Regions from separate parts of the Homo sapiens genome. Here region 1 is linked to region 2. Evidence: chromatin loops called from intact Hi-C (ENCODE). Cell type or tissue: dorsolateral prefrontal cortex. All regions are shown on one strand. Links, peaks and the distances in the headings refer to the core of each region. The heading gives the core; the rest is flanking DNA. Region 1 holds the start of DEPDC7 (DEP domain containing 7). Region 2 overlaps QSER1 (glutamine and serine rich 1).

Region 1 (16,303 bases), core at 4,569-12,568, 55 kb before region 2:
CTTAATTTAAGCCCCCATTTATGTTAAGTATATTACTTCCTTTATTTTTAGATATTTTGGCAGAGAAGGTGAAGTTATTACTTCCTTTAAGATCGTCTAGAAAGGAAAACCATATGCATGAGTACAATGGTAAGGAAAAAAGGGAATTATAATTAAAGAAATTGCTACTTGAAATTATCTTCCTACTTTTTTAGGCAAAATAGAATGTTTAAGATGAAGAAAGCATAAGATAAGCTCCTGAAGGACATTATTAAAACTCCTTTACAGCCTGCCGAAGGTGGTGAAACCCTCTCTACTAAAAATACAAAAATTGGCCGGGCGTGGTAGCAGGCACCTGCAATCCCAGTTACTCAGGAGGCTGAGGCAGAGAATTGCTTGAACCTGGGAGGTGGAGGTTGCAGTAAGCCAAGATAGTGCCACTGCACTCCAGCCTGGACGACAAAGCAAGACTCCGTCTAATAAATAAATAAATAAACAAAAACTCCTCTTAGTGCACTAGAGCCATAAATTATAAGTGGGTCATTTGAAATTCATCTCTTACGTTGCAATAAATATAAGGAGTACACTGAACCACTACACTGATTTCACTTGTAGCATAATTCTGTAGCTACTAGCAATTTAAACATCTTTATAGTGAAAATGAATAGCATATACACAAATACACAGTCCTTTATTGTTTATTTGTATATTTCTAATACCAAAAGTAGATGGGTAATTTACCACCTACCCATTATTATAACGTTGGTTTAAAATGATCAGCAAGATTTTTTTTTTTTTTTTGAGACAGAGTCCCTCTCTGTCACCCAGGCTGGAGTGCAGTGGCGTGATCTCGGCTCACTGCAAGCTCCGCCTCCTGGGTTCATGCCATTCTCCCACCTTTAGCCTCCCAAGTAGCTGGGACTACAGGTGCCCGCCACCACGCCCGGCTAATTTTTTGTATTTTTTTTTAGTAGAGACAGGGTTTCATCGTGTTAGCCAGGATGGTCTCGATCTCCTGACCTCGTGATCCACCCACCTAGGCCTCCCAAAATAAGCAAGATTGTTTTTAATTGTCAAAATTGTATTTTAAATTTGAAGATATTTCATAAGCCAGTACTAAACAAAGATGGAAGTAATTGTTGCCAGTCTTCCAAATATAATGTGAGCTATTTCAGGAACTGAATTATGGAGAATTGACTAAATAAATCAAGCTGGAATTAGATCTACTCTTGGTACAGTATTTAGTCTCTGTTGAACAGAGCAAGAATGAGGCATTTGATGGAATCTCAGAGTAAGTCCAGGTCATTTCTGGTATCCAGAACTCAGGAGTAGTTGTACTATTTCCAGCCACAATGCCTAAACATTGTTAGCGACTAATATTCTTAACTTCCTAAAATACCAGAGATTATAAATAAGATTTAAAATAAACAATTTCTGCTTAATTTTTCAAATCTTTATTATTAATAGCTAACATTTGAGTATTTACACTATGACAGGCTCTGTCTTCTCGCATTTAATTCTGATAAGCTTCTCTGCAAAATGATTATTAATAATCCTATTTTGAGGAAATTGAGGCTCTGTGAGTTAAATGTGCCCACAGTTACACAGCTGATAAATATATACTAGTGTTTCCTAGTACTTAAACATAAATATATGAAAAGTCAGCCATCAGATAAGTTGTTTAAGCATTAACCTTTCACTGGAAACTTGGATTAAGTGAAACAGCTTTAAGAGAGCCAAGAGATAAAACAAACTCTAAGAACCCTTAACCAAGCTATTTAAAAACAGTAGTCACTACTCATAAAATAAGGCAGGATATCATAAATTCTGTAATAAATACTACCACAGTACACAGGGTAAGACAGGAAAAGGAAGACATGCAAGATTCAAACTTCAATCAGACTGCCTTTTAAGAACCAATGAGACAGACTTTTGGACTAGTGATAATATAAAGATGAAACACATAAGTCATAACACTTGAGCTATAAGTAGGTTAGCACACAAATCCTAAATGACAAGGCTGAGTCACTTATTAATTACAGATCAGTAAGACAGCTGAAGAGGGCGGTGAGAGGGGATATTTGGCCTCAATGAGTAGAAAAGGCTAATCTTCACAGAAGAATTAAGAGGTAAAGAATAAATTTCCCCATATTAACTTGTGGGAAATCAGGAGGTTCTGCAGGTTGTATAACACTGCATAAAAGATTAAAGAACTAGTTAGAGCAGGAGAGTAGACACCTGTGAACCACAGGTTTCCAGAGTCCTCCAGGCATGATACAATGCAGCCCTCACAGGTCCCCTCTGTTCTCACTGACCATTAATTCCCAACCATTGCATCCTGGGATATTTCCCTTCAAGCACCACCACCCACAAACTAGCTCATGTTCATACAGATGCTTTCATACACAATGTACCCTGGACTTGACAAGTAAATGTGCCAAAACCCATACCAGGATAACCTGCTTTTTAAAATGCTGACTTCACCAGCTGAACATATATGGTTTGAAACTTATTTATCGTCATTTAAAAGCTGAAATGAATATTGGTATAGCAGATCATGGCCCAGTAAGATGACTTACTGTGATTTCTAAACAGGATTTAAGAGACCAAAAATAGACAATGAATGTTTTTTAAGTCTTGCAATCAGAATTAAGGGTTCAGCTTGTCCTCAAACCTCACTTTCATATGAGCTAAACAACCTTTTAAAATCCATCACTATCTACATCTTGATGCTTCCTTACATTTGGTCAAGCATTTTCTTTTTTTTCTTTTTTTTTTTTTGAGATGGTGTCTCACTCTGTCGCCAGGCTGGAGTGCAGTGGTGCGATCTTGGCTCACTGCAACCTCCAACTCCCTGCTTCAAGTGATTTTCCTGCCTCAGCCTCCCAAGTAGCTAGGATTACAGGCACGCGCCACCACGTGCAGCTAATTTTTTTTTGTATTTTTAGTAGAGACAGGGTTTCACCATGTTGGCCAGGATGGTCTGGAACTCCTGACCTCGTGATCCACCCACCTCGGCCTCCCAAAGTGCTGGGATTACAGGTGTGAGCCACCACACCCAGCCTGGTCAAGCATTTTCTAAAAGCATCATAACAAATGGAATCAAAGAGTTTAGAGATCAGCTGTAAAAACTCTGGATAAGAGACAATCTCTGTAAGTAGGTTTCTTTATCTACTGATAAAATAGTTGAACACAATATTTTAGGTTAGTTTCAGGTCTAAACTGCCAGGGCAGGCACAGTGGCTCATGCCTCTGACCCCAGGACTTTGGGAGGCCATGGCGGGAAGATTGCTTGAGGCCAGGAGTTCGAGGTTACAGTGGGCTAGGATCGCACCACTGCACTCCAGCCTGGGTGACAGAGTGAGATCCTGTCTTTAAATAAACTGATTATAGGAATGTAAAGACTGAAATTATATCTCCTCCATTTAGATAAGGACATTGAACACCAAATATGGCAGATCTATAGGCAAGAAAGGAAGCATATGGACAAATTTGACCCTACCAGATACAAAACCTTTTGGAAGGTTGCCTAAGGAGGCTCAGGAATAATTTGATTATCTAGCCTTCAACACATAGTCTCAAGCACTATATAAATCTAGGCTAGTTAACCTTCATTTTTCAAGCAGTCTCATCCTTATTTGCTTGAAAACAATAGCTATTTTTCAAAAGCTGCCCTTCACATGTATTTGAACTCTACCATAAAAAACGTTTACCAAAAGTAAAAGTTAAACTTCTAAGATAATATTGAACACTTATATATACGTGTAGTACCAGTAATAATCATCCTCACTTCTAAGAATTCACACTAAATAACTGAGTCATAATAATTCCCTAAAAATGTAAAGAAATTACATTTACCCAAAAATTAGGGATAATCAGCATCAACCATAATCCACCCTGTCAGCAACCCTAGTCCTACTGTGAAAACCTATGAAAACCTATTTAAAGGGAAAACAATTGTATAATCACTTCAAATAGTAAGATTATATTAAATCTTTAGAAGTAGATCAATATACACATTATAAAATTGGATCCCAATGTAAGGTAAACATACACACAGAATTAATAAAACACACTACCTCTTAATGAACATATAACAAATTTGTTTCCATTCTCGGTCTTTAGACTGGACTTAAAAAAAAAAAAAAAAAAGGAACTGAATCCAGACAGTTGATGTTTCTCCATAAAACTTTTAAGAGATGGTGAGCTAGTGCCCGATTTCTTTCAGATTTCCTAGCGGTTTACAGAGGTTTAAATTATTTAATTGCCTTACAGATTGCCTCAATATAATACAATTGGTTAGTCAATATTTGTTAGTTGTTAATTATTGCTAACTACTAAAAAACTTACTTTTTTTTCTTTTTTGAGACAGAGTCTCACTTTGTCATCCAGGTTGGAATGCAGTGGTGTGATCTCGGCTCACTGCAACCTCTGCCTCCTGGGTTCAAGCGATTCTCCTGCCTCAACCTCCTGAGTAGCTGGGATTACAGGTGTGCGCCACTACACCCAGACAATTTTTGGATTTTTAGTAGAAATGGGGTTTTGTCGCATTGGCCAGGCTGGTCTCAAACTCCTGGCCTCAAATGATCCACCTGCCTCAACCTCCCAAAGTGCTGGCATTACAGGTGTGAGCCACTACACCCCGTTCATAAAAAAAATTTTTAAAGGAAGGTTAACCCAGTGGTTCTCAGTGGGTGATTATACCCCCAACAGGACATGTCTGGAGACATTTTTGATTGTCACAATGAGTGTGGGTATTGCTGGCATCCAGTGGGTAGAGGGATGCTACTAAACATCTTACAATGCACAGACAGCACCCACAACAAAGAAAACGTCAGTAGTGCCAAGGTTAAGAAACCTTGGGTTGACTGAATACTGTTCAGACATGGAAACTTGAGTTAACGCAGCAGACACAGTGCTAGGTGCTGTGACTACAAAGAGTTAGACCAGTGTGGACTCTGCAGTCCCAGGGACCTGAGTTCCGTTGTTGGGTCCATCATTTACTAATAACACGATCTTGGGCAAACTGCCTAACTTTTCTGTTGCAAAACAGAGCTAACTCCACTTCTCTCACTCATTGCGAGGATCATGAGACAATATGTTAATGTGTCTCGCAAAATGTCCAGAAATTAACAGATGTATCACTAAAAACAAAAGGAGCAAACTGTCACAGTCTAGAAGAGTAGATTCATTACATGACAACTGAATGTAATATAATATCTTGGATGGGATCCTGGAAGAGAACATTAGGCAAACACCAAGGGAATCTAAGTGTGGACTTCAGTTAATAATTATATGTATCAATATTGGTTCATTAATTATGACAAATGGACCATACTATTTAGTGAATCTAAAATTTTATTTTAAAAGTAGAAAGAAAAGGGAGGTATCTTTCTTCCTCTTCCTTCCTCTGAACTCAGAGGACACAGTCCCCAACCTTAGGAGTTTACCTTTTATTTACTCCTACTACCTGGATGATAATGTCAAGTTCTGAATAGTATTCAATCACATAAAGGCCAACAGGAGATGAGAAGACAAGATGTGACACATACCAGAGGATTTAACTTTTCATCAGAAAATAACACATCTATAAATCCTAGACCATTTAGGATTTAAGAGAATTTTAAGAAAGATTTTTTCAAAAGAGGTTTTAAAATATTACTCACACAAAGAATTGTCAAGACAACAAAGAAAAAGGACATTTGTTGGATAGTAACCAAAACCTCATGAAAATATTAATAGATAAATGTAAAGAGAATTGTGTTTATGGTGTTAAAACTTGACAGTTGTGACTGAGTGGAAAAATTTTCTATACTATGATCCCAAGATTACAACACTTTTACTGGATATTGGTTCTGGTAGTCCAAAGTTTATTTTCCTGCTAGTTGGCATTAGAGGCGTCATGCTGAAGACTGCGATTGCCTCTGAAAAGAAGGCTGCAGGTAGGTAAAAGAAGTCTACCAACAAGAAAAATTTACAATATCTACGAGAATTATCAGCAAAAGCAGACATTGGTCTCTGCTTTAATTCACATACATTAATGAGACAGCATATGGGAAGTACTTTGAGCTCCCTGGAAAAGTGATACCAGGCAAACTCAAAGAATTAGGTTACAGTATAAAGGGATAACAGGATAACAGACTACTTTCTTGTTTGTCGTATTAAAAGACAAGTGTTTTTGACATACTGGCTGAAGACTGGCATATAGATCTCATTTCTTGTACATAAATCAGGTCCCTGGTCATTACAGCCCCTTTAAGGTAAGTGAGAGTTACTAATCGGTGGAGAAACAAAAGTACAAAGCTGCCTGCCAGAGCACACAGAAAGAGAATGGCAAAGAACCAATAACCGTGTGCTCCCACTACCTTGCTCACTGGAACTATGACAAGGCAACTAAAGGGTGAAAGAAAGGCTAACAAATGTTACCAGGTCGGGATTCCAGCGGTAGCAAGCAAAACGAGTGAGAACAACAGCGGGCCCCTCTCCGTCCACTGCAGCTAGTGTGCCGAGGACAGTGTTCCTTTGATTCCTGATAACCAGCACTTCAACTCTTCCCTTAGAGAGTTATCTACTTAATTTCTGAATACATACTTCCTTACACCATCTAAGAACCTGTTCACAAATGCCCAAAGCTCCAGAATTGGTATTTCAGCTATTAGAGAAAACAGGGTACCATGTTTTTATTTTAAGCAGGTGACATTTGGGAATTTCCTTCACTGAGTAAGTGGGCCCAAAAGATTTCTCAAGACTGTTTTCAATGTCATTTGGTTTTAAATTCCCAAATGTCTTAGCATTTGTCTTCTCTTCACAACATAAATCAAGGAGACATTCTCAATGTGGCCACTATGTGCTTACCTGAATCCTTTACATGGAAGCAGACTAAGGTCAATATTATGATTTTTCTTAGAAAAGGACAAGTGAAAAATGGTTCTCTACCATAATCTGTCGTTAGCATTTTGAAGATTAAAATGAGCATTAGTGAGTAAGTCAAACACAAGAGTGGGGCCACTGAGAAGCACCCATTTGACCCAGAGGAAGGAATCACAGTTTCACTGGTTGGTGTTTTTACAAATGAAAGGCTTTTGTCAGAAAGGGAACTAATTCCTACGACATCCCAGACTGGAGCTCCAGAAAGGGGAAAAAGTTGTAACTTAACCAAAAGAAAAAAGCCAAGGGTTATCTGAGTATCTTAACAGTTATCTGAGTCACCCCTATTAACTGGGTTGTAGATCTGCTATAACCAGCATTTTAGAAGTGATATCCGATTCTCTTCATGTGTTTGAACATTTAAAGAAACCAGAATCCTAAATCAACTGCCCCCAAAAGACACGATTAGGCCCGTGGCAGAATTTGCCAACTTCCCTCCTAATTTCATGTAACTGTTTTTTTAGCCAAAAACTTCTATTCACTAAAATACTGCTTATACATAAAGTGTTAATAAATACCTTTTATGCCAAATTCCTGCCAGTAGAACTCACATAAACCTCTCATCCCTCCCAGGAAGAGTCTGGGGAGACAAGCTGACTCTTGACTCCTAGCAGTCTGGAGAACAAAGTGGGCAAGGGAGGAGCTCGGCCCCTGGCCATACTGTGTCGTCAAGGTTTGTGGTTGAGACAGGGGGCAAAGAACTACACAAATTCCAGATACCACACTTGTCACCGGTAGCACCGCGGAGCATATCCCGGAGCTCCCCGGCGCGTGCCTGGCACGTTAGCGGGCGCACAGACCAACGCGCGGTCAAGTTGAGAGTCTGGGTAGAAAGAAAAAAGCTGGGCTGTGCGGGCGGGCTCTGCCGCTTGCAGCCCACCAGCCAGAGAGGAACTCGATCCGCCCGCTCGGCGGGGGCGTTGGCCAAGTGGTCGCAGCTGTGCTGTGCTCGCCCAGCCGGCCGTTGACAGGCGCAGGCGGCCGAACGCCCCACGCCGCCCGCCCCGCGCCGGGACCCAGCCCGCGCACCCCAGCCCGCCCCGCGCCATCCCAGGCGGCAGTCCTCGGCACCTACCCGGAGGCCTGTGCGCGGGGCTGTGGAGAGCCGAGAGGTTCAGCGCAGCAGCCTTCTCCTGCACGGTGGCCATGGCCCTTGCTCCCCGGACGCCAACTCCTCCAGCAGCTTCACAGCTCCCTAGCTCCCTGAGCGCCCGTCTGTTAACTGTGCGGGGCGTGGCTCCCTGCAGGCCCCGCCCCCGCTGCCGGTCACGTGTCTCTCTGGCAACCACTGAACGTAGCCCGCGGCGCCAGCGATCCAAGTTTCCTCGGGCGCGATGCCACGCGAGCGGTGGTCGGGGACAAAGCGGTTCCCTGGGCCGGCACTACGCGGCCCGCGGCTCACACCAGCGGGATTCGAACCGCGGCCTGCCGTAGATTAACTCGGGACCAGGCCGGGCGCGGTGGCTCACGCCTGTAATCCCAGCACTTTGGGAGGCCAGGGCAGGTAGAGCACCTGAGGTCAGGAGTTCGAGAGCAGCCTGGCCTACATGGCGAAACCCCTTCTCTACTAAAAATACAAAAATTAGCTGGGCTTGGTGACAGGCGCCTGTAATCCCAGCTACTCGGGAGGCCGAGGCACAAGAATCGCTTGAACTCAGGAGGCGGAGGTTGCAGTGAGCCGAGATCCACCACTGCACTCCAGCCTGGGCGACACAGCGAGACTCCGTCTCAAAAAAAAAAAAAAAAAAAAAAGAAATAGAAAAAGTCGGGAACCTGGCAAGCTGCCTAACTGCTCTGTGCGTCGGTGTCCTCACCTGTGATGCGGGGGTAGGTTTAGTACCTGCTTCACTGAGATGTTTGTTTGTTTTTTAACGAGGTTTATAGGAACCAATTCAGGTTCAGCATTTAGTAACTGCGTCCGGAACGTAAGTGCTTAAAATTATGTCATAGTAGTAGTAGTAATAGTGATAATAACAATAATAATCGAGTTTTTCAGACATCCCTACCTGTGCAGAACAAACAAATCCTATGTGGCCCAGGAGAGCAATGTCTAGAGGTCACAGGAGGGCAGCAACGAAAGACCCTGGGACTGGCTGCCAGGAAATCTGTGCTGCCTCCAAAGGAACTGTGGGTCGGGTGGGTAGGGACAGTTTGCTGCCGGTTGGAGTGAAGGTGAGGAGAGAAAAGGAGGAAGGGCTATTAATGGGACACATCTTAGTTACTTGGAAGTTGAAGCCAGGCCAGGGATCCAATGCTGGATACCTCTGAAAGGATGAGTGGTCTTAGAGACCAATAATCCAATTGCCAGACACTTGCCCTTTTTTTTTTCTTTTTTTTCAAGTTTGGGAATTTTGCAATGATTTTCAAAACGATTATGACGTCTTCTTAGAAGGAGGATGCTTGTGTGATTTAGGTGTAAATTAGAATGGTGTTTAAGTGGGAGTTCATTATTTAGCTTATTGGAAAGAGCTTCTACATGGGATTGTTTCAGAGAATACATACTAAGAAGCTGCCCCTGGGGACTTGGGTTTGTGGGTGGGAGGTGGGGGCCAGTTGCTGCTGCTTAGTGTTAGAAAAAGCTGGCCAGGCACGGTGGCTCACGCCTGTAGTCCCAGCACTTTGGGGGGCCCGAGGCAGGGGGATCTTCGAGGTCAGGAGTTCGAGAACAGCCTGGCCAAGATGGCGAAACCCCTACTAAAAATACAAAAACTGTCCGAGTGTGGTGGCAGGCACCTGTAATCCCAGCTACTTGGGAAGCTGAGGCAGGAGAATCGCTTGAATCCAGGAGGCGGAAGTTGCAATGAGCGAAGATTGTGCCACTGCACTCCAGCCTGGATGACAGAGTGAGACTCCATCTCAAAAAAGAAAAAAAAAGGTTGCCAACCAGTTGGCAACCTTTTTTTAATGTGACCTCTTCCCCTGATGGTAGTAAAACCCTGCTTTACTTCTGTTTAAGGATTTTCTTTGTAATCTCTCAATTGGCTGCTACACACAGAAAGAGGATGCATTCAGGGCTGGTTTCAGGCACCCAGTATACCAATGAACTTTATCCCGTGCTGTATAACTGAATGAACACACAAGTCCTCCCTCACTGCATGGGAGGGGGGAAAAGCTCATCTGTCTCAGAAGACAAATCTTGAAAAACACTAATATTTGAAAAAGCTTGGTGACCTCAGTGACCATTTTGATACTTTATATAACATTTCAGAGAGTTTTTCACCAGGTTATGCAATAATTGTTTACCTCTTCTGGAATGCTGAAATGTTCATCTCTACTCAGATACTTTCTACAACCATGGGATAGGAAATGCCTATCCCTTTTCCCACTTTCTTCCCTGGACAGATTTTTCCAGGTTACCCGGGTGTGTTTTTTTTCTCTGAGCACCTGTGGCACTTATCAAATGCATTACTATTCATCTCCTGCTTGTATTGATACTCTCTGATTATTACAGCACACACATATCTTTTTTTATTATAATTTAAGTTCTAGGGTACATGTGCACAACATGCTGGTTTGTTACATATGTATACATGTGCCATGTTGGTGTGCTGCACTCATTAACTCGTCATTTACATTAGGTATATCTCCTAATGCTATCCCTCCCTGCTCCACCGACCCCACGACAGGCCCCAGTGTGTGATGTTCCCCTTCCTGTGTCCAAGTGTTCTCATTGTTCAATTCCCACCTATGAGTGAGAACCTGTGGTGTTTGGTTTTTTGTCCTTGCGATAGTTTGCTGAGAATGATGGTTTCCAGCTTCATCCATGTCCCTACAAAGGACATGAACTCATCCTTTTTTTATGGCTGCATAGTATTCCATGGTGTATATGTGCCACATTTTCTTAATCCATTCTATCATTGATGGATATTTGGGTTGGTTCCAAATCTTTGCTATTGTGAATAGTGCTGCAGTGAACATACGTGTGCATGTGTCTTTATAGCAGCATGATTTATAATCCTTTGGGTATATACTCAGTAATGGAATGGCTGGGTCAAATGGTATTTCTAGTTCTAGATCCTTGAGGAATTGCCACACTGTCTTCCACAATGGTTGAACTAGTTTACAGTCCCACCAACAGTGTAAAAGTGTTCCTGTTTCTCCACATCCTCTCCAGCATCTGTTGTTTCCTGACTTTTTAATGATCGCCATTCTAACGGGAGCACACACATATCTTAATTGCCTAAGAAAATTGGAAAATTGCCGGGTGTGGTGGCTCATGCTTGTAATCCCAGCACTTTGGGAGGCCAAGGCTAGCAGATCACCTGAGGTCAGGAGTTCGAGACCAGCCTGACCAACATGGAGAAACCTCGTCTCTACTAAAAATACAAAATTAGCCAGGCGTGGTGGTGCATGCCTTCAATCCGAGCTACTTGGGAGGCTGAGGCAAGAGAATCACTTGAAACCGGGTAGTGGAGGTTGCAGTGAGCTGAGATAGCGCCATTGCACTCCAGTCTGGGCCAACAGGAGTGAAATTCCATCTCAAAAAAAAAAAAAATTGGAAAATTGTCCAGGGCATGGAGCATATTTTAACCTCTTGGACTTCTTTCAGCATTTGTGCATTGCTGGGCAAATAGTAGATGCTCTGATTGTCCCCATCAAAATACAGAGCTTTAAAAAATATCAGTTTCCTACTTTTTAAAGTTTAAAGTTTAGTAACTTCTAATAGAAAAAGTTCTTTTAAAAATCCCACCTGGGTGGTGGCTCATGCCTATAATCCCGGCACTTTGCGAAGTTGAAGCAGGTGGATTGCTTGAATCCAGGAGTTTGAGACCAGCCTGGGTAACATGGCGAAACCCCATCTCTACAAAAAAATACAAAAAATTAGCAGGGCATGGTGGTGTGCGCCTGTAGTTCCAACTACTTTGGAGGCTGATGTGGGAGGATCGCTTGAGCCCAGGGAGGTAAAGGTTGCAGTAAGTCAAGATCGTGCCACTGCACTCCAGCCTGCGTGACAGAATGAGACCCTGTCTCAAAACAAAAACAAAAACAAAAACAAAAACCCTTTCATAACTAACAAGTATCACAATCACACAGTTTATGACGTGAAAGGAAATTTCTTTCATCCCTTTCTGATTAATCAGTGCACAGCTGCAAAGACTTTGGCCTTTTTTGTTTTCAGTGCCATAAAACTACCAGCAGCATACACCCAAGCTGTAATCTTTGCATAGTATTTTTTATTTTCACTTACAGAGTGCTTTAAAACCACTTTTATTGATTATTTCACCAACAAGTGTGTCAAGTCAGTATATGTTTAGCATATGGGAAAAACTTCACTTGATCTAAGCTTGTCTAAGATCAAACTTGTCTAAACCTATCAAGAGGTAGGAAACAGAGCAGAAAGTTTATGATTCACTAGTCTGTTCTGGTGCAATCCAAAATTCACCCAAAAAAATGTTTAAAAAACCACCAACCCACTTCCTGTTTCTGTGGCACTGTAAAACAGTGATGAGTAAAAACTCTTCCATAGTTTTTTTAACTTTGTTATTAAGATGGCAATATAATATCATCCTTTCACTGTTAAAACATCCAAGTTGTAATCTTTAAATTTCCATCTCATATTTTTGCTGACTCAAATTTCAGGCTCAGGCCAGGTGCAGTGATTCATGCCTGTAATCCCGACACTTTGGGAGGCTGAGGTGGGTGGATCACCTGAGGTCAGGAGTTCAAGACCAGCCTGGCCAACATGGCAAAACCCCGTCTCTACTAAAAAATGCAAAAATTAGCCAAGTGTGTGGTGGGCGCCTGTAATCCCAGCTGTTCAGGAGGCTGAGGCAGGGAGAATTGCTTGAACCCAGGAGGCAGAGGTTGCAGTGAGCCAAGGTCATGCCACTGCACTCCAGCCTGGGCAACAGAGCAAGACCGTGTCTCAAAAAAAAAAAAAAAACAAAAAAAAAAAACAGAAACAAAACAAAAAAAAAATTTAGGCTTATACCCTAATCAAGGCTCAACCTACCAAAAATTGCCATAGTAGTAGACTATTTGAGTTTAGGAAACTTGCCCCTCTCATATACACTCCCAATTTTGGTGCCAAATGGTAGGGCAACTGGGCACTGAAAACAGAAGGGAATAAAACCTGTTTTCTAGAAAGGATGATACATAGCAAGATTTTCCTCCATCAAATAAATTTTGAGCAATAGTACATTACATGATGGATGTATTTGGAAGGGCAAAGGTAGCCTTGATACTAGCCTTGAGGCTGACTTTTTTATTTTTATATCTTTACTTTTTTTTTTTTTTTATTGAGACAAGGTCTTGCTCTGTCACTCAGGTTGGAGTGCAGTGGTGTGAACACAGCTCACTGCAGCCTTAACCTCCCCGGCTGCACCTCAAGTGATCATCCCACCTCAGCCACCCGAGTAGCTATAGTCACGCCTGTAGTAGTGCACCACCATGCCCGGCTAAATTTTCAAAAATTTTTTGCAGAAAAGAGATCTCACTTTGTTGCCCAGGCTTTCAATATTAAATATACACCACACTGAAAATATTCTCTTCTGTCCCTTAAGAAAGAAGATTTTTCTCAGAGATAGTTTGCATTATTTGGTACACATTTGTTCAAATGACTGCATTTCAACAGGTTTACATCCATCTGCTCATAATTTGGAAGATATAATTTAGATTTGGATGTCCTTATGATGGCCTTTTAGATGCACTCAAAGACCCTGGGTCTATGAAGACTTTAGAAATACTCAAAAACACATTCAAAGAGAAAGTTTTCTAATGATAGTGTGTATAGAAGCCATTAAAAATGTAGCTTTCTGTCCCCCACACTGTGTTCTGATTTACTACTTCTGGGGTAGAAACCCTGAGAATCTCTGTTGTTTTCTCTTCCGTTGTGATAAAATACACAAATTTGCATCTTTTTTTTTCTTTTTTTGAGACAGGGTCTCATTCTGTCTTCCAGGCCAGAGTGCAGTGGCTTGATCACAGTTCATTGCAGCCTCAACCTCCCAGGCTCAAGTGATCTTCCCACCTTCGCCTCCCAAGTAGCTGAGACTACAGTCATGTACCACCATGCCTGCCTATTTTTTTCTAGTTTTTTTAACCTTCTTTTGTAGAGACGGGTTCTTGCTCCGTTGCCTAGGCTGGTCTTGAACTCCTAGGCTCAAGAGATCTTCCCCCTTGGCCTCCCAAAGTGCATGAGCCACTGTGCCTGGTCTGCATATTTTTTTTTTTTTGAGACCGGGTCTGGTTCTGTTGCCCAGGCTAGAGTGCAGTGGTGTGATCTTGGCTCACTACCACACCTCTGCCTCCCAGGCTCAAGCCATCCTCCCACCTCAGCCTCCCGAGTAAAATTAGCCTGACTAATTTTTGTATTTTTTATAGAGACAGGGTCTCACTTTGTTGCCCCTGCTGGTCTTGAACTCCTGAGCTCAAGCAATTATATGAGGGGTAATCGCCTTGGCCTCCCAAAGTGCTGGGATTATAGGCATGAGCCACAGCGCCTGGCCCCTGCATCATTTTTTTTTTCCCCTGAGATGGAGTCTTGCTCTGTTGCCCAGGCTGTAGTGCAATGGCACGATCTCAGCTCCCTGTAACCTCCATCTCCCAGGTTTAAGTGATTCTCCTGCCTCAGCCTCCCGAGTAGCTGGGATTACAGGTGTGTACCACCACGCCCAGCTAATTTTTGTATTTTTGGTAGAGATGGAGTTTCACGTGTTGGCCAGGCTGGTCTCAAACCCACCCACCTTGGCCTCCCAAAGTGCTGGAATTACAGGTGTGAGCCACCACGCCCGGCCCTGCCCCCACCCCCCGCATCATTTTTAACATACACTGCAGATGATTACAATACAGAATTTCAAAGAAGCACATTTTGAGGGATATTCTTCTTAACACCTCATAAAGTTTCCTTTTACCTAATAAGGATTTTTTTCACAGAATGTAAATCCCAAGACAGGAGAGATTTTTATCTTTTCTCGTCACTGCTATATCCTTAGTAGTTATTAGTTCAGAATCTGGTTCATAATTGGCTCGCAATAATTTTTGTGAATGCCTGAATAAATAAAGTATTTATTTTAGATACAGTAAGTTTCAATTTAAAAAATTTCAAATATACAATTTTCTGTATACTATATATTTATTTGATATAATGGTATATCCTAAGTTTTCTTCAGAAAGAAGCATAAAATCTTTAGTGTTAATTTCTGTACATGTTTACTTGTACATGTATATTTAAATCATAGAAGACTGAAGAATAAATTAGTCTTAATAATGAATTACCCCTCATATAATTTCGAATACAAGACTTTAAAAGTTTTCTTATTTGTTTGAATCTATGGGTGCTATGGAAGAATTAGAATAAATCATATTCACCATAGGTATTTTGCACAAGTATTCCAGTTATCCGTGGTCCACCCCCTTTTACCTTTGTATAAGTCATAAATGAATAATGACCCTTCTCATGGGGTACATTAAAGGTCTGTTTTACTCTTTTGTTTTATACAAGCTTCAATTAATTACAAACTAATAGATATGATGACCAATATTTACAACATAATGTCTACAGTAAAGTTCTGTGACATTTTGAGCTGGTAAACTAATAAATAAACTATGACAATTGTAATTTTATTGAGGCCCCCAGAATTTGGCTTAGATCAATTATTTTCTCTTTTACAAATGGAGTTTCTGCTTTTCACCTTACAAAATAGATATAGCTTTATTTTTCTTTTGAGCTAACATGTAAAGTCTGAAAAATTACTACTGAATATTTAAAGCTACAAAAATTTTAAAAAATTTCAGATATTGATTTATTTATTTGAGACAGGGTCTCCCTCTGTCACCCAGGCGGGAGTATGCGGCAGGATAATAGCTTGCTGCAGCCTTGAATGCCTGGGCTCAAGCAGTCCTCCCAGTGATGCCTCCCAAGTAGCTAGGACTACAGGCATGCACCACCACACCCAGCTAACTTTTTAAAAAACATTTTGTAGAGACAGGATCTCTCTATGTTGGCCAGGCTGGTCTTGAACTCCTGAGCCCAAGCAATCCTCCTACCTTGGCATCCCAGAGTGCAGGGATGACGAGTGTGAACCACCGTGCCTGGCCCATAGGTATTTGACTTCCCTTAAAAAAAAAAAAGAGACCAGGCACATGGCTCACATCTGTAATTCTGGCACTTTGGGAGGGTGAAGTGGGCGGATCACTTAAGCCAGAAGCTTTAGGTCAGCCTGGCCAACATAGCAAAACCCCATATCTACTAAAAATTCAAAAATTAGCTGGGCGTGGTGGTGCACACCCATAATCCAAGCAATTCGGGAGGATGAGGCACAAGAATCGCTTGAACCCAGGAGGTGGAGGTGGCAGTGAGCTGAGATCATGCCACTGCACTTTCGCCTGGGCAACAGAGAAAGATCCTGTGTCAAAAAAAAAATAGAAGAAGAAGAAGAATTTGAGTTACTGTTAA
Region 2 (16,303 bases), core at 5,437-13,436:
TTACTAGCTTCTAAATTTTTTTTCTTCCTGCGAATACATGGCAGTGAAGAATACATGACTACTATGATAGTTTTGTGTCATTTAATTTTGAATGCAATCTAATGGCCTCAGTTTTCACCTAATTGAAATGAAGTCAATACTCACTTTTACATGGAGTTCACATAAAACAGGGATGTGAACAAGTTATACAAATGTATAATATTGTTACCATCAATTAAAAAATGTTCCCTAAGGTAGATATAACCAAATGATTCTTGATGTGATATTATACTTTGAATAAGAAAGGCTACGGAGTAATCATTCTGTGATTCTCTCCCATGTGCACGTTAATAAATTTGCATGCCTTTTCTCCAACTGAAATAAAAAGCTCGGCCGGGTGCAGTGGCTCACGCCTGTAATCCCAACACTTTGGGAGGCCAAGGTGGGCGGATCATCTGAGGTCAGGAGTTCGAGACCAGACTGGCCAACATGGTAAAATCCTGTCTCTACTAAAAATACCAAAATTAGCCAGGTGTGGTGGTGGGCACCTGTAGTCCCAGCTACTCAGGAGGCTGAGGCACAAGAACTGCTTGAACTCAGGAGGCAGAGGTTGCAGCGAGCCAAGGTTGTGCCACTGCAATGTAGCCTGGATGACAGAGCTAGACTCTGTCTCAAAAAAAAAAAAAAAAGAAAAGAAAAGAAAAAAAGCTAGAAATTTTTAAACTACCAAGTTAGCTTCTATGAAAAATTATCTGAGTTGAGTTTAGATTAGCTTTTTCTATATTTCTGATAACACCAAAACCAACTTATATTGCCAAGATATATTAACATATAGAATTATATACATTTCCTACCCTTATAAAAATCAGCGTTTCCTCTGATATTGAATAAATGAGGCAAGTACGGTGAATTTTGATAACTGTGCTAAGGAAAAGCTAATTTTAATTACAGACAAAATGTAAAAATTTTGAAAAGCGTTAAAAGAACATTTGGAAATTATTTTATAGAAGATATAATAGATAACTATAAATGCCTAAAAAATAAATTTAAGTGGAGAAAAGCAAGTGATTAACACTAAGCAGACAAACTAAATGGACTTACAATGAATAAAAGCCAAATTTTCATTAGGTGAAAAATGTTGTAAGTGAATAATTTTCATAAATTTCCTTCCTATTATACTTAAGACTATGACTGCCATTGAGTTTTGCTAATAAGTCATCAGAAGGAAATACCTTGAATGATTGATCCAAATGAAGATTCAAAAGAAGTCTCTTTCGGTTATCATTTAGCATGCCATCTATTTTTTTCATATGAGGTAAAAGTAGCTCATCTGAAACAACATTATAATTTAACAGGATAAACTATCAATAAATATTTTTGAAAAAAATCCAACTTTTTCTCAAAACATTTATATATTAAAATACACTAAATTCATTGGCATATGTAAAATACTGATTGCAAAAAAATTGGACATGAAGCTTTCTGAACAAAGGTTAACTTGAAAAGTAGGTTTATAGTAGCAAGTGAGAAAGAGGCAGCTCAGTATGATGATGGGATGAGCACTACATGAGGATCCAAAGTTCTAAGTTTTAGCTGAACTACAACTGCTGGATAAACTAGAACTGGATTTTAACTGAATAGAACTGATATGTGGCAGCTATGTGACGAATAGGCAAGCTGCCTAATTCCTCCAGACCTCATTTACCCTCTGAACAATCTGAACAATTACAAAATACAAACTGATCTAACAAAACACTGAGTATGACCAAGGGATATTAAGTCACTTTAACTTGAAGCAAAGAAAAAGTAGGGGAAGAAAAATGATCAAAACCCAGTACCAAAAATATGAATCAAAATAGTTATTTTAGAAAAAGAGGGGAGAGTAAAATTATGACAAAGATTCCTATTCAAAGCTTTTGGCTTTCAGTGTCACCACTCTGAACTTTAAGCTCCATTAAGAAAAGTACTTTTAGAATATAATTAGTTTTGGTGTAGCATTAAACATTTTAGATTATTAGATTCTTTCTTAATTTACCAGCATAGTACTTTATTATATTTTATAATACTAACTGCCTCTAATAACCTTCTGAAAAAAAACAACAACCCAGAATCCAGGTCACAAGTTTCACAGCTAAGTAAAATGATTGTTTACATAGTCTTTCTATTAGTGATTCAATCTGTTCTAATACTGTATTTACATTCTACAAAAGTAAGTTTTAAACATTTGTGATTTAAAAATAATCTTAAAAAATTTTCTCCCCTTAGAGAAAAATCAGAAAACACTGATAAGCAATTTTTAAAAATCTTTCAAAATACAACTATACAGAAATGACTACTACAAAGAGAAGCATATTTTATGATGCAAGGAATATAACATTTAATAGCAAAAATGCTGACCTGGGATTAGCTGAGTTTTAATCATGGTTCTTCAACCTCTAACCTGTTCTTTAACTTTAATCTCTTTTGAACTTTAGTTTACAAAATAAATGTTTCAGACTAGGTAATATCTAAAGTCCCTTCCAGCTCCTAATTACTTGAAAATGACTGATATACAGGTTACTGTCTCTGATTAGGTGGTAAGAAAAGCACTAGACCAGAAATTAGAAGACTTTAATTTTAATCCTTTCTCTGCCAGTTTCAAGTTTGTGGGCCCTTAAGCAAGTCACTTAACCTCTCTGAACCTGTCTTAATCCACAAAATGGCTGTCTAAGTTGTTTTAAGGTTAAATTAGAATATATGTCTAAGTATGTGAACATAATAAAACAGTATATAGTCATGCACTGCATAATGACATTTTTGACAATGACAGACCACATATACAATGGTGGTTCCATAAGACTATAATGCCATATTCTTACTGTACCTTTTATTTTCTTCTTTAAAAAAAACTTTTTAAAAATTTCAATAGCTTTAGGGGTACAGGTGGTTTGGGTTACATGGATGAGCTGTATAGTGGTGAAGTCTGGGATTTTAGTGCATCCATCACCCAAGTAGTGTACATTGTACCCCATAAGTAGTTTTTCATCCCTTACCCCTTTCTCACCCTCTCCCCTTCTGAGTCTCCAATGTCCATTATACCACGCTGCCTTTGTGTACCTATAGCTTAGCTCCCACTTATAAGTGAGAACATGTGATATTTGGTTCTCCATTCCTGAGTTACTTCAGTTAGAATAATGACCTCCAGTTCCACCCAAGTTGCTGCAAAAGACATTATTTTGCTCTTTTTTATGGCTGAATAGTATTCACTATATTTTCTTTATTCACTCATCGGCTGATGGGCACTTTCCATATCTTTACAGTTGTGAACTGTGCTGCAATAAACACATGTGCAGGTGTCTCTTGGGTATTATTTATTTTCCTTTATGTAGATACTCAGTACTGGGACTGCTGGTGAGAATGTAAATTAGTGCAACTGCTATGGAAAACAGTATGGAGATTTCTCAAATAACTAAAAGGAATAATATTAATTGGTATAACCCAGTGCATTTACTGGTTTAATACTAATTTTAACTGATTAGAAAATAATTGCTATGATGTATCTTTTACAAAAGATACAAGTATATGATTTTAATCTTTATGCCACTTTTATCTGGTTCATCTTTCCAATTATTGGAAAATAAAATATACTGACATACAGACCTTTCATGTAATACTAACACTTAGTAAACTATTTATGAGGATGATTAGATTCTAGAATTGGAAGAAACTGGTTAGAAGCTATACAATTTTCCCATGAGTAGAAAGCAATAAAAGTTCAAATATTCAGAGAATGCATGAAAAGATATGACCATTTTATGGAATTAAGATGCTATATATTTAACTGACAATTTATAGGTATATATTACACAAGTCACATATAAACATATAACTAACAGACAAGATTTCTTTTTTTAATTCCAGGAAGTACTACCAAGGAAGTACTACTTAGAAGACTGTACCATTGCTCTTCTCTAAGGCTTGCATTGTGTCAGGGTCCAAGGCAATGCTAACAAGCAATTCCATGTAGCTCTTAAAGGTTTCCTTCATTGCTCTTGTGTTCAAAAAGCGAGTGACAAAGGGAGCGGGAGGTTCAAATTCTGGGAGGGAGAAAGGGTTAAATATTAAATTTTCCTTCCTGACAATTTTAAAAACACTTTTCTCTATAACGAGACCCTAGAAGCAGATTGCAGATACAATTTCTTCAAATTCAAGACTTTCTCACCTTACCTTTAAAAGGTCTGAGGTTCTCAAAGCTGGTTTGCACATGACAATGACTGAAGAGCTTTGTTAACAATAGAACAAAAACCAGATTGCTGGACTTCCTAAAACAGAATCTTTGGTAGTGGTGGTGGTCGTGGTAGGGTGATGAAGCTTAAGTATTATGCTCTTAAAAAGCTTCCTAGGTGATTCGTGTGTGTGTGTGTGTGTGTGTGTGTGTGTGTGTGTGTGTGTTTTGAGACAGAGTTTCACTCTTGTTGCCCAGGCTGGAGTACAATGGCGCCATCTTGGCTCACTGCAACCTCCGCCTCCTAGGTTCAAGCAATTCTCCTGCCTCAACCTCCCGAGTAGCTGGGATTATAGGTACACACCACCATGCCTGGCTAATTTTTTTAGTAGAGAGGGGGTTTCACCATGTTGGCCAGGCTGGTCTTGAACTCCTGACCTCAGGTGATCTGCCTGCCTCAGCCTACCAAAGTGTTGGGATTACAGGCGTGAGCCACCACGCTTGGCCCTTCCTAGGTGATTCTGAAGCCCAACACCAGAAAAAGTAGACTGGGTAAGAAACTATTTGTCTTCTGCTGGATCCCACCACAGACATCTGCTGCTAGGTGGTGCTACTGTAGTCTTGATGGTTTCTCTGTTTAGTAGTAAAGAAATTGTATGACATCCAATGTATGAGTAATACATAGATTTCCTTTTTATTCCTAGACATAAATTACTATAAAATTCTTGCCTAGGATGTATTAAAAATGTTTAAAGTATGGCAGGTGCAGTGGCACGTGCCTGTAATCCCAACACTTTGGGAGGCCAAGGTGGGAGGACTGCTTGAGCCCAGGAGTTTGAGACCAGCTTGGGCAACATAGTGGGACATCGTTTCAATTAAAAAAAATATAAATTAGCCACGTGTGTGGTGGCATGTACCACTATTCCCAGCTACTCAAGAGGCTGAGGCGGGAGGATTGCTTGAGTCCCGGAGGTTGAGACTGCAGAGAACTGTGACTGCGCCACTGCACTCAAGCATGGGAAACAGAGTAAAGACCCTGTCTCATAAAGAAAAAGAAAAAAAGAAAAAAATCATTTTAATGTAAACACAGCCTGTGCACAGAGAAAATTTCATTCAAATCCAATGGAAAGAACTATGACATTAACTTGTTGGGTGCAGTGGTGCACACCTGTAGTCCCAGCTACTTGGGAGGCTGAGGTGGGAGGATTGTTTGAGCCTGGGAGTTCAAGACCAGCCTGGTCAATATAGCAAGACTCCATCTAAAAAAAAAAAGTTTGTTTCAATTTTGACTTTTTGTATTCAAATATATAATCAAGTCACACCCTTAAATAGCAGTTTTTAAAATATTTTTAATGTTGTGGGTATATAGTGTGCGTTTATGTGTGTGTATGTGTGTGTGTGTGTGTGTGTGTGTGTGTGTGTGTGTGTGTGTATATATATATATATATATATATGGTGTTTTTTTTTTTTCTTAGAGATAGGGTTTCACTATGTTGCCCAGGCTGGTCTTGAACTCTCAGCCTCAAGTGATCCTCCTGTCTCAGCCTCTGAAAGTGCTGAGATTAGCTGTAAGCCACCGTGCCTGGCCTATAGTAGGTGTATGTATTTTAAATAGCAGCTGTTAAAGTAACTGTACCCCAGGGGGGACCCCAAGACCCTTTTGGTGGTCTCTGATATCAAAACTGTTTTCATGATAATATTAAGATACTATGTACTTTCTTCACTGCATTGCCATTTGCAAAACTACTACTGGGTAAAATTGATGGTGCCTTACCCCACGAATCAAGGCAATGACAACAAACTGTACTAACAGTAATATACTTTGCATGACTTTGTCATGTCACTCACTACCATGTATTTGGAGGGGGAAAAAGTTTCACTTAGGAATAGTCCTAGGGGCTGGGCATGGTGGCTCACACCTATAATACCAGCACTTTGGGAGGCCAAAGTGGGAAGATTGCTTGAGGTCAGGAGTTCAAGACCAGCCCAGGCAATATAGTGAGATCCTGTCTCTACAAAAAAAAATTTTAAGTTAGCTAGGTGTGGTGGCATGCGCCTGTAGTACTAGCTGCTTGGGGGCCTGAAGTAGGAGGACTGTTTGAGCCCAGGAGTTCAAGGCTGCAGTGAGCTAAAAAGGTGCCACTCTACTCCTGCTGGTGATAGAATAAGACCCCATCTCTTAATTAACAACCAGAACAGTCTTAGGGCCAGGTGAGGTGACTCATGCCTATAATCCCAGCACTCTGGAAGGCTGAAGCAGGACAATGGCTTGAGGCCAGGAGTTTAAAACTAGCTTGGGCAACATAGTAAGACCCAGTCTCTACAAAAAACTTTAAAATTAGCTGGGCATGGTGGTGCATACCTGTAGTCAGTCCTAGCTACTTGGGGGACCGAGGTGAGAAGATTGCTTGTGCCAGAAGTTTGAGGTTACAGTGAATTATGATTACACCATGCACTCCAGCCTGGGTGACAGAGTGAGACCTCTCTCTAAATATACAAAATTTAAAAAGAGCCTGGGCAAGGCTGGATGCGGTGGCTCATGCACGTAATCCCAGCATTTTGGGAGGCCGAGGCGGGTGGATCACGAAGTCAAGCATTCAAGACCAACCTGGCCAACATAGTGAAACCCCATCTCTACTAAAAATACAAAAAAGTAGCCAGGCATGATGGCGGGCGCCTGTAATCCCAGCTACTCGGGAGGCTGAGGCAGGAGAATCGCTTGAACCTGGGAGGCGGTGCAGTGAGCCGAGATCGCGCCACTGCACTCCAGCCTGGACGATAGTGCGAGACTCCGTCTCAAACAAACAAACAAACAGAGCCTGGGCAACATGGAAAAACCTTGTCTCTACTAAAAAATACAAAAAAATTAGCGCCTGTAGTCCCAGATACCCAGGAGGCTGAGGTGAGAGGATCACATGAGCCTGGGATATTGAGGTTGCAGTGAGCCTTGTTTGTACCACTGCACTCCAGCCTGGGTGACAGAGTGAGACCTTGTCTCAAAAAAAGATAAAACAAAATAAAAATTAATAGTCCTTGACGAAGAAGTAATTATTAATTTTATGAAATTTCTATTCTTGAATAGATGTCTTTTTAATATTCTGTGTGATGAAATAGCAGGTACACATAAAGCACTTCTGCATAAATATAATGGGTATGACCAGGAGGAGCACCCATACAGTTGTGTGAGTTACAAGATAAACTAGCCATTCTTTCCCCCAAGAAAACAAGATTTTTATTTGAAAGAATGACTGACAGATACACTATGCCTATCCAGACTTGGGTATTTGGCAGACCTTAATTTATTCTTAAAAATAAATTAAGAGAATCTGCTCATTCAAGGAAAACAACTGATGGTATTTGTTGCCAATGATAAAATTTGAGATTTCAAGTGAAAATTAGAGTTCTGGACATCTTCTATCCCCACTGTGAGTCTGAGCTTCCCAATTTGTAAAGACTTCATTAATGAGATCATTCATAGAATTGATGAGTGCTATTTTTTGATAGTGTAAAATGAAATATCTGACCTTAAGAGCTAGAACCATAAAACTCTTAGAAGAAAATGTAGGAGTAAATATGTCCTTGGATTTGGCAATGGATTCTATGTGAACAAAAGCTGAGTAACAAAAGAAAAAATAAGTAAATTGGGCTTCATCCAAATTTAAAACTTTTGTGCATCAAAGGATATTATCAAGAAAGTGAAAAAGACAACCTACAAAATGGGAGGAAACATTTTCAAATTATGTATCTGATTAAGGGTTTAATATCCAGAATATATTAAAAAACTCCTACAACTTAACAACAAAAAGACAAATAACCCAGTTTAAAATGGGCAAAGGATCTGAATAGACATTTCTCCAAAGAAGATATACAAATGGCCAATAAGGACATAGAAAAAATGCTCAGGACATGGAAAAAATGCTCAACATCATTAGTCACTAGAAAAATTCAAACTGAAACCACAATGAGATACCACTTCACACTTGCTAGGATGACTTTAAAAAGACGCACACACAAACAGAAAATAACAAGTGTTAGCAAAGGATGTGGAAAAATTGGAACCGTCATGCTTTCCTGGTGGGAATATAAAATGGTGTAACCATGTGGAAAACAGTTTGATGGTTCCTCTAAAGGCTAAACATAGGATTATTATGTGACAATAGTAACAATTCTGCTTCAGGTCTATGCCTCCAAAATTGAAAATAGGAACTTAGATACTTGTATGCCAATGTTCATTACACCAATTATTCAGTTAGCCAAAAGGAGGAAATAACCCAAATACCATCAATAAAATGTGGTGTAAACATACAATGGAATATTACTTAGCCATAAAAAGGAATGAAGTTATGATATATGCTTTTACATGGATGAACCTAGAAAACATTTTGCTAAGTGAAAGAAGCCAGACACAGAAGGAAAAATATTGTATAATTCCACCTATATGAGATATTTAGAATGGGCAAAATCACAAATACAAAAAATAGGTTAGAGGTTACCAGTAGCTGGAGGAAAAACAGATTAGAGGTTACCAGTAGCTAGAGAAAAAAGAGAATAAGTAGTTGTTGCTTAATGGTTACAGTTTCTGTTTGGGATGATAAAAGTTTTGGAAATATAGGTGAGGGTTATACAACAGTGTGAATGTAAATAATGCTAATAAATTGTACACTTAAAAATGGTTAAAAAGGCAAATTTATATTTAACCACAGTGTTTTAAAGTGTGAAAAAAATTAATTATTGGAAGATCTATATCACTGAGCTAACTAATATTTTCACATGACCAATGAACAATGTTATAAAACCATGCATGGATGAGAGATATGTAAAGTTAAGACAAACCAATAGATTTTAATGTAATAGCATGAAAACTCAAGAAACTACTACTTGTCAGTATCAGGAGTATCTATGAGTATCTGAGAAGGCAATTGAAATCCTCCTCCTTTTCCTAACTACATACAGGAGGAGTATTTCCATTGCTTTCTCAGTTAAGTACGGATATTCTTGATACTTTAGCCAAAATAACATATAATAACAAACTGAATGTAGAAGCAGATATGCACTTATCTCACTAAATACTGTTAGTTTTGGAAAGTATAGTTGTTTTAAAAAAAACACCTCACATTAATAAGTAATGGGTTCATTTTAAATAAATATTTTAAAACTTTGAATTGGTATTTAGTAAATTTCAATAGATTTAGCACACATAAACCAAAGTATCTGGAATCCTCAATGTGTTTGAAGATTCCATTGGAGTCCTGAAACAAAGAGTCTGAAAATCACCAGCCTATGAATATATGTTTATTATCAATATTTGACTTCTTAAGAGAACTAAATACATTCTTTAGCCTGAGAATGTAAAGCAAGGAACAAAAAGGCCTAAAAATGTTTGCTTAACTATTAGTGACACCTAGTGGTCACTCAAATTACCAAGGGAAGAAAATGTTACCTTGTCATTTGAAGAAACTATAATTGAGAGCAAATTCAGAACAAACGTTTTGATTCTAAGCAGTAGGCAAGACTGCTAACTGCAAAAATTATGTATAATGCCTTCTATGCATATTCAAGGCACTGAATTTCCTTACCTATTCTGATTATATATTTCTTTTTTCTTTTTTTTGAGATGGAGTTTCGCTCTTGTTGCCCAAGGCTGGAGTGCAATAGCGCAATCTTGGCTTACTGAAACCTTTGCCTCTTGGGTTCAAGTGATTCTCCTGCCTCAGCCTCCTGAGTAGCTGGGATTACAGGTGCCTGCCACCACACCTGGCTAATTTTTTTGTATTTTTAGTAGAGACAGGGTTTCACCGTGTTGGCCAGTCTGGTCTCAAACTCCTGACATCAGGCGATCCACCCTCCTCAGCCTCCCAAAGTGCTGGGATTGCAGGCATGAGCCACCATGCCCAGCCTGATGTATATATTTCTAAACAACCATTTACAAATAGCTTTATTTTTTATTATTATTTTTTTAAGCTATGGGGTCTCGCTATGTTGTCTAGGTTGGTCTTGAACTCCTGGGATCAAGCAATCCTTTCTCCTGAGCCTCCCAAGTAGCTGGGTGTGTAGATGTGCACCACTGCACTTGCCCACAAATAGCATTTACAAACAGTACATTTAGACTGGGCACAGTGGCTTATGCCTATAATCCCAGCACTTTGGGAGGCCGAAGTGGGAGGATTGCTTGAGCCCAGGAGTTTGAGATCGGCCTGGGCAACACAGTGAGACCCTGTGTCTACAAAGATTAAAATTTAAAAATTAGCTGGGTGTGGTGGTGCCCACCTGTAGTCCCAGCTACTCAGGAGGCTGAGGTGGGAGGATCACTTGAGCCTGGGAGGTCGAGGCTACAGTGAGTCATGAGTGCACCACTGCAGTCCAGCCTAGACAACAGAGTAGACCTTGACTCAAAAAATAAAAAATAAAAACGGTAAATTTAAAGTAGACTTCAGCACTGAAGAATTTTTTTTATTATGGTTCTATTTCTAATCAGATAATTTCTAAGATAATCTCTCAAGCAATGATACTTGTAATGTCAGAAACCATCCTGGACATCAACTTCAACCATAGCCCCAACAACTAATTCACCATTCAAGTTCTGCCAAAATTACATCCTGAATATCTCAAAACTGTCCCCTCATCTCCATCCCTGCTGCCACTACTTAGGTTCAGACTCAATTTATGCCTGAATTATGTCTTGTAATTCAAATTTAAATTTCACCATATTGTTTCCCCCTTATAAATCCCTCTAAGGACTTTCATTTGTTTACAGGATCACAAGCTTTTTAGCTTTATTATGGCATACAAGGTCTTTCATCATCCCTTCCTCTTTTCTTAAATTCTACTTTATGTTCTAGAAAAATAGGGGCCAGCAACCTTTTTCTGTAAAGGGCTATAGGTAAATATTTTAGATTTTGTCATATGGTCTCTGTAGAACTACTCAAATCTGCCACTGTAGTGGGAAAGCAACTGTATGGAAATATGCAAATGAATCTATGCGGCTGTGTTCCAATAAAACTATAAAAACAGGCTGAGGGTCAGATTCAGTCTGCAAGACATTTGGCAACCTCTGTACTACACTACTAAACCACCTGAAATTTCTTACATATATTGTACACCATGCTTTGTGTGCTGGTATATTCTTATGTATTACAACTATCTCAGTTTTAATTTCTAATATAGTAAATATCAATAGATATACCTACATAAATGCATTTTAGGATCCTCAATAATTTTTAAGAATGTAAAATGGTTCTAAGATCAAGAAGTTTGATAACAAATTATTTCAACCTTTACATTTTATAAAACAAGAAAACTAAGAGAGGATATCCTACCTTCGTTATAGGTACATGATTAGCTAGTGGCAGATATATAGTAGTAAGCATTTATTAAATAATGTAGTGGCATACGTTATTAAATATATTACTATATTATAATTTGAGTGCCCCTTTCCTAGGCTTAGTTATTCTTTTCTTCTAGCATAAACTTAGACTCAAATGTTTATGCTAGGTGGGGCGCAGTGGCTCATGCCCGTAATCCCAGCACTTTGGGAGGCTAAGGCAGGAGGACTGCTTAAGCCCAGGAGTTTGAGACCATCCTGGGTGACAAAGCAAGAGCCCATATCTTAAAAAGAAACATTAGCTGGGCATGGTGGTGCACACCTATAGTCCCAGCTACTTTGGAGGCTGAGGTAGGAGAGTTACGAGCCCAGGTGTTCGAGGCTGCAGTGAGCTAGGATCATGCCATTGCACTTCAGCCTGGGCGACAGAATGAAACCTTGTCTCAAAAAAAAAAAAAGTTTAGAACTAGATGATTCTTAGTAATCATCTGATCTAACCTCCATCTTATCCAGAGTTGAGATAACTGGCATTACTAAGGTAAGTTCTGCCTTTTCTATTTACAAGGCTGCATGTGTGGGCCAACTGTGCTTCAGTTGGTATGTTCAGGGAATGTGAACTTACTTTCATAAAAACCTAAACAGAATTTATTAGGTAGATAAATTCCCTGAAAAGTAAATACATTTTGAATTGTCAGCATCCTGCTCCTCACCACTCATGTAGATAATCTAAAGTTATCAGGGTAGCCATTTCACGGAAAACTCACCCTCATCGTCACTACTACTAGTATGGATCTCAGGAGATGAGTCAGATTGGGATGATGAAAATTCTTCTTTCCATTTTTTCCGTTTCTTTGGTGGTGGCTCAGCCTTTACTTTTGGCTGTTTAACTTTGGGTTTCACGGAAGGGGCTTTTGTAGTTGTAGTTTTTGATGCTAGAGGATCAGAAGTTTTACTGCTACTACTTGGCTTAGCTTGAACAGTTCTGCAATGTTATAAACAAACTTCATTAACACACTGAAATCTTGTTAAACTAAAATAAAATAGAAAAATAAAAGAGAATCACAGGAGAAGATTATCTAATTACTCTCACCAATACCTTCAAAATATACAGTCCAAGTCCTATATACATCTCAATGGTGATTCCCATAAAATTTTCTTAAAATACATTCTTTTCACCAGAAGCATTCAATATTCAGTTATTAAGGGACTTTTAGTTCAGTCCTTATTTCTACTTCTTCATTGCCCTCCTTGATTTATGGACTTATTTCCCAGAGACTATGAGGCTGTACAACAGATGATCAGTGGGCTTAGGAAGGTAATGAATGTTATAACCGTAATTGCCATATCTAGCTCTGACCCTAAGAAACTCTCACAGGCTCTGGTGGTGTCAGGTTTTGATGTAGAAACCCAAATGCGGCGCGGTGGCTCATGCCTGTAATCCTAGCACTTTGGGAGGCTGAGGTGGGTGGATCACTTGAGGTCAGGAGTTCAAGACCAGCCTGGCCAACATAGTGAAACCCCATCTCTACTAAAAATACAAAACCAGCTGGGAGTGGTGGCGGGCGCCTGTAGTCCCAGCTACTCGGGAGGCTGAGGCAGGAGAATCGCTTGAACCCGGGAGGTGGAGGTTGCAGTGAGCCAAGATCACGCCGCTGCACTCCAGCCTGGGCGACAGAGCAAGACTCTATCTCAAAAAAAAGAAAAAAAAAAAAAAAAGAAAAAAAAAGAAAAAAAAGAAAAACCCAAATGCATCTGTCCTAGAGTCCCTCGAGATTTGCTGTATGCCAGCTGGGTATGGTGGCTCATGCCTGTAATCCCAGCATTTTGGGAGGCTGAGGCAGGCAAATTGCTTGAGCCCAAGAGTTCAAGACCAGCCTGAGCAACATGGTAAAATCCCATCCCTATAAAAATTAGCTGGGCACAGTGGTGCACACCTGTAGTCCCAGCTACTTGGGAAGTTGAGGCAGGAGGATCACCTGAGCCTGGGAGGTCGAGGCTGCAGTGCCGTGATCATGCCACTACACTGCAGCCTTAGTGACAGGGTGAGACCCTGTCTCAAATAAAAAAGATTTGCTCTCTTCCAGGTCTGAAGATTTGAGTGGATAAAATTCCATCATAAAAATAAGGTAAGCTGCTTCCAGTAGGTGGGAATGTTAATGAAACTGGACCTACTTGGCACTGGAGTAAGAACATCTACGGTCATACCTGCTTCTCATGCAGACCACAGGGTCAAGTCAGTTATCTTCCAGATTCATGCTCCAGACAACCCAGAGTCACATTAATACACAATAATAATTCTACTGTGTACACTTGTACAGTAATGTAGTTCTTATAGTTTTTTTATCAATAATTATTTTAAATTTAATTTACTTCATTATATTATTTACATTTTATAGATGAAAAAGGGAGCTTCAGGAAAGCTGTCTTCTCTAAGTCACATAAAGCTGGACTCAAACTTTTTGCCTCTACAATTTTTTTTCACAATACTGGGATGACACCAAAAGGACTTAGGGAAAAGAAAAGGGCACCCACCCACCACAGATAGCCATGAGCTTTACAGTGCCCATCTCATGCCTTCAAAAGAATCACTTATTTCATCAGGCACTGAAATTTTTTGACTTGTGTATAATAAAAAAAATCTATTTAATTGATATGCTCCTTTGTACATTGGTATCATCAATAATACACCTATATATATGCACAAATATATCACCTAAGAAAACAAATACCTGATAGTTTGTGAAGGTTTATTTCTTGGCTTTTTAGAACACACTCTGACATATTCCTTCTTGTTTGCATTTTCAATGAACTTCACATATATTCTTTTGTATTTACTCTTTGCATCTCCAAAATATCCAAGATACTGAGGAAGGAAACACTTTGAGTTACATAATTGAACAATCTAGATACAAATGCTACTTTGTTTGTTCAATTGACTATCCCATAGCCAACCTTCAAGTTTTCTAAAATGCAGCTCTGGCCAGGCTAATTTTACCCTCAAAAACTGATCCCAGGCTCATTATTGATTTCATATGTACAAGCAATCTCATTTGGCATATTCTTACTTCCAGCTACATTAAGTATGACAGAATAACTTCCATCAGTCTTCTGGTAAATCAGGATATTTGACTAGTAGAATAATCAATATAAAGGAGCCTCTGAGTCAATCTGAACTCTTCATAGGCTAACATTAATCCCTTTCCTTTATTAAAAAAAAAAGTTAAACAATAGTACAAGGTCATTTAATTTTAAATAGCTGATATTTAACAAATGACTTTATTTTTATATTAGACTATCAAAGAGCATCAATATTCTAGTTCAAATTATATGCTACTTTATATCAAAAATATTCAATATAAAATACTTCTATATTTAAATCATTGTTTTTCTCAGGACCACTGTCAAAATAAGGCTAATGTAAACATGCATTTTACTTACACTATTTGTAGCAGCAAATTCTCTTTGACCATCTCGAATTTCAGGAACAAATTTCTGTAATAAAGCTTTTTGTACTTTCCAAATAGCTGGAGGTTCTTTTCCTGTTTTTAAAGCCTCCTGTAATAACCAGAATTAATGATACTTACAAAACACAGCAACATATTTTAGATCTTAGAATATTAGAGATGAAAGGAATCTGAAAGGCCTACCCTAGCTCAACCTTTTATCTCACCTCTCTATCTGATATTCTGCAATAATTCTTATAAGCTGGTTAGGTTATTCAGTCTCTGCTTAAATTATTCCAGAAATAGGGAGTTCATTAGCACACAAAGTAGCCCATTACCCATTTGTGCAGCTAAAACTATTGGAAAGTTTTCTGCTAATGACACTGTCCTATGTTACATATGCAATTTTATAACTATGTATATATACATATCTTAAAAGACCATAAACAAATACATTAAAATATTAAAAGTAGTTAACTGTGAATAGTGAGAATACAGACACTTGAATGTTGGATTCTTCACTGCACTTTTTAACGTCATTCCCATGTTTTTTAAAAAGGCAAAAGTGGCTGTATGCAGTGGCTCATGCCACTGCATGAGGATTACATGCCTGTAATCCCAGCACTTTGGGAGGCCAAGATGGGAGGACTGCTTGAGGCCAAGAGTTTGAGACCAGCCTGGTCAACATAGCATGATCCCATCTCTATTTTAAAAAATACATAAAAAGGCAAAAAAGCAAAGCAAGCAAACAGAAACCCCAAAATATGTTATTTTAAACACAGCTACAACTTTCTTACATAAAATTATTACATTCTCTTCATGGTTATACAACTTGAAATTATGAAATTAAATCTAATTCTACTTTTACATGATAGTTCTCTGTTATTTTTGTTTAAACTTTTAAATTATATAAATAACGATTTTCTCCAAACTACTAATAATGAATTGGGAACCTTGAAAAAAGTCAACATTTTAAAACTACTATAATTACTAATACTGAAATGCAACTGACTACATTTGTACAGAAATACGTACAACTAAGTTAAGGTTAAAATTATCTTCAATGATATCTGACATCTACTCTTAATATTTTGATTTTATCAAACACTTATAATGCATAAAACTTCCCATAATTCAAAGTAGATGCATGCTATTGAAGTCATAATGAAGGCTATCGCAGGCACACTAACTAAACTATGACCTTTACACTGGTGAACACTGACATCACCTTAAAAGTCTCTATGTCTTCTATCTTTACCACAAATTCATCACGCTCTCTGTATTGGCCTTCTCCTCCGCTTTCTGTGTCCTCCTCATCTGTAAAACCTTCTATGGCAACAGTGTCCTGTCCTTTTG

Evidence for each region. Peaks named below come from ENCODE experiments on the same cell type or tissue, not always from the same donor. Only the 100,000 strongest peaks of a DNase experiment are listed, where the experiment ranks them.
Region 1: a loop joins it to region 2, with 2.1 times the contacts of the local background. A loop is called at or near these places in 11 of 110 quality-filtered maps.

Annotation. Positions count from the first base shown.
Region 1 is chr11:33,007,707-33,024,009 of GRCh38, reverse strand. DEPDC7 (DEP domain containing 7) reads right to left here and starts at 8,132. Exons shown (of 9, transcript NM_001077242.2): 1 at 7,982-8,132. The coding sequence starts at 8,054. It overlaps LOC105376615 (a long non-coding RNA gene), which reads left to right and starts at 8,220. Exons shown (of 4, transcript XR_931167.2): 1 at 8,220-8,733. RefSeq lists silencers at 7,858-7,917, 8,238-8,287 and enhancers at 12,130-12,179, 12,460-12,519. In dorsolateral prefrontal cortex, for the core only: no CTCF peak of the experiment used is centred there; DNase peaks (open chromatin) are centred at 7,649 and 8,169; H3K4me3 peaks cover 2,526 bases; H3K27ac peaks cover 1,648 bases.
Region 2 is chr11:32,954,052-32,970,354 of GRCh38, reverse strand. QSER1 (glutamine and serine rich 1) reads right to left here. Exons shown (of 13, transcript NM_001076786.3): 5 at 16,176-16,303; 6 at 14,943-15,059; 7 at 14,234-14,367; 8 at 12,269-12,486; 9 at 3,918-4,055; 10 at 1,212-1,309. LOC105376615 (a long non-coding RNA gene) reads left to right here. Exons shown (of 4, transcript XR_931167.2): 3 at 13,589-13,630; 4 at 13,901-14,017. Among named protein-coding and RNA genes, the nearest start is that of DEPDC7, 54 kb to the left of the region's middle. In dorsolateral prefrontal cortex, for the core only: CTCF peaks have their summits at 9,393 and 9,598 (motif pointing left); no DNase peak of the experiment used is centred there.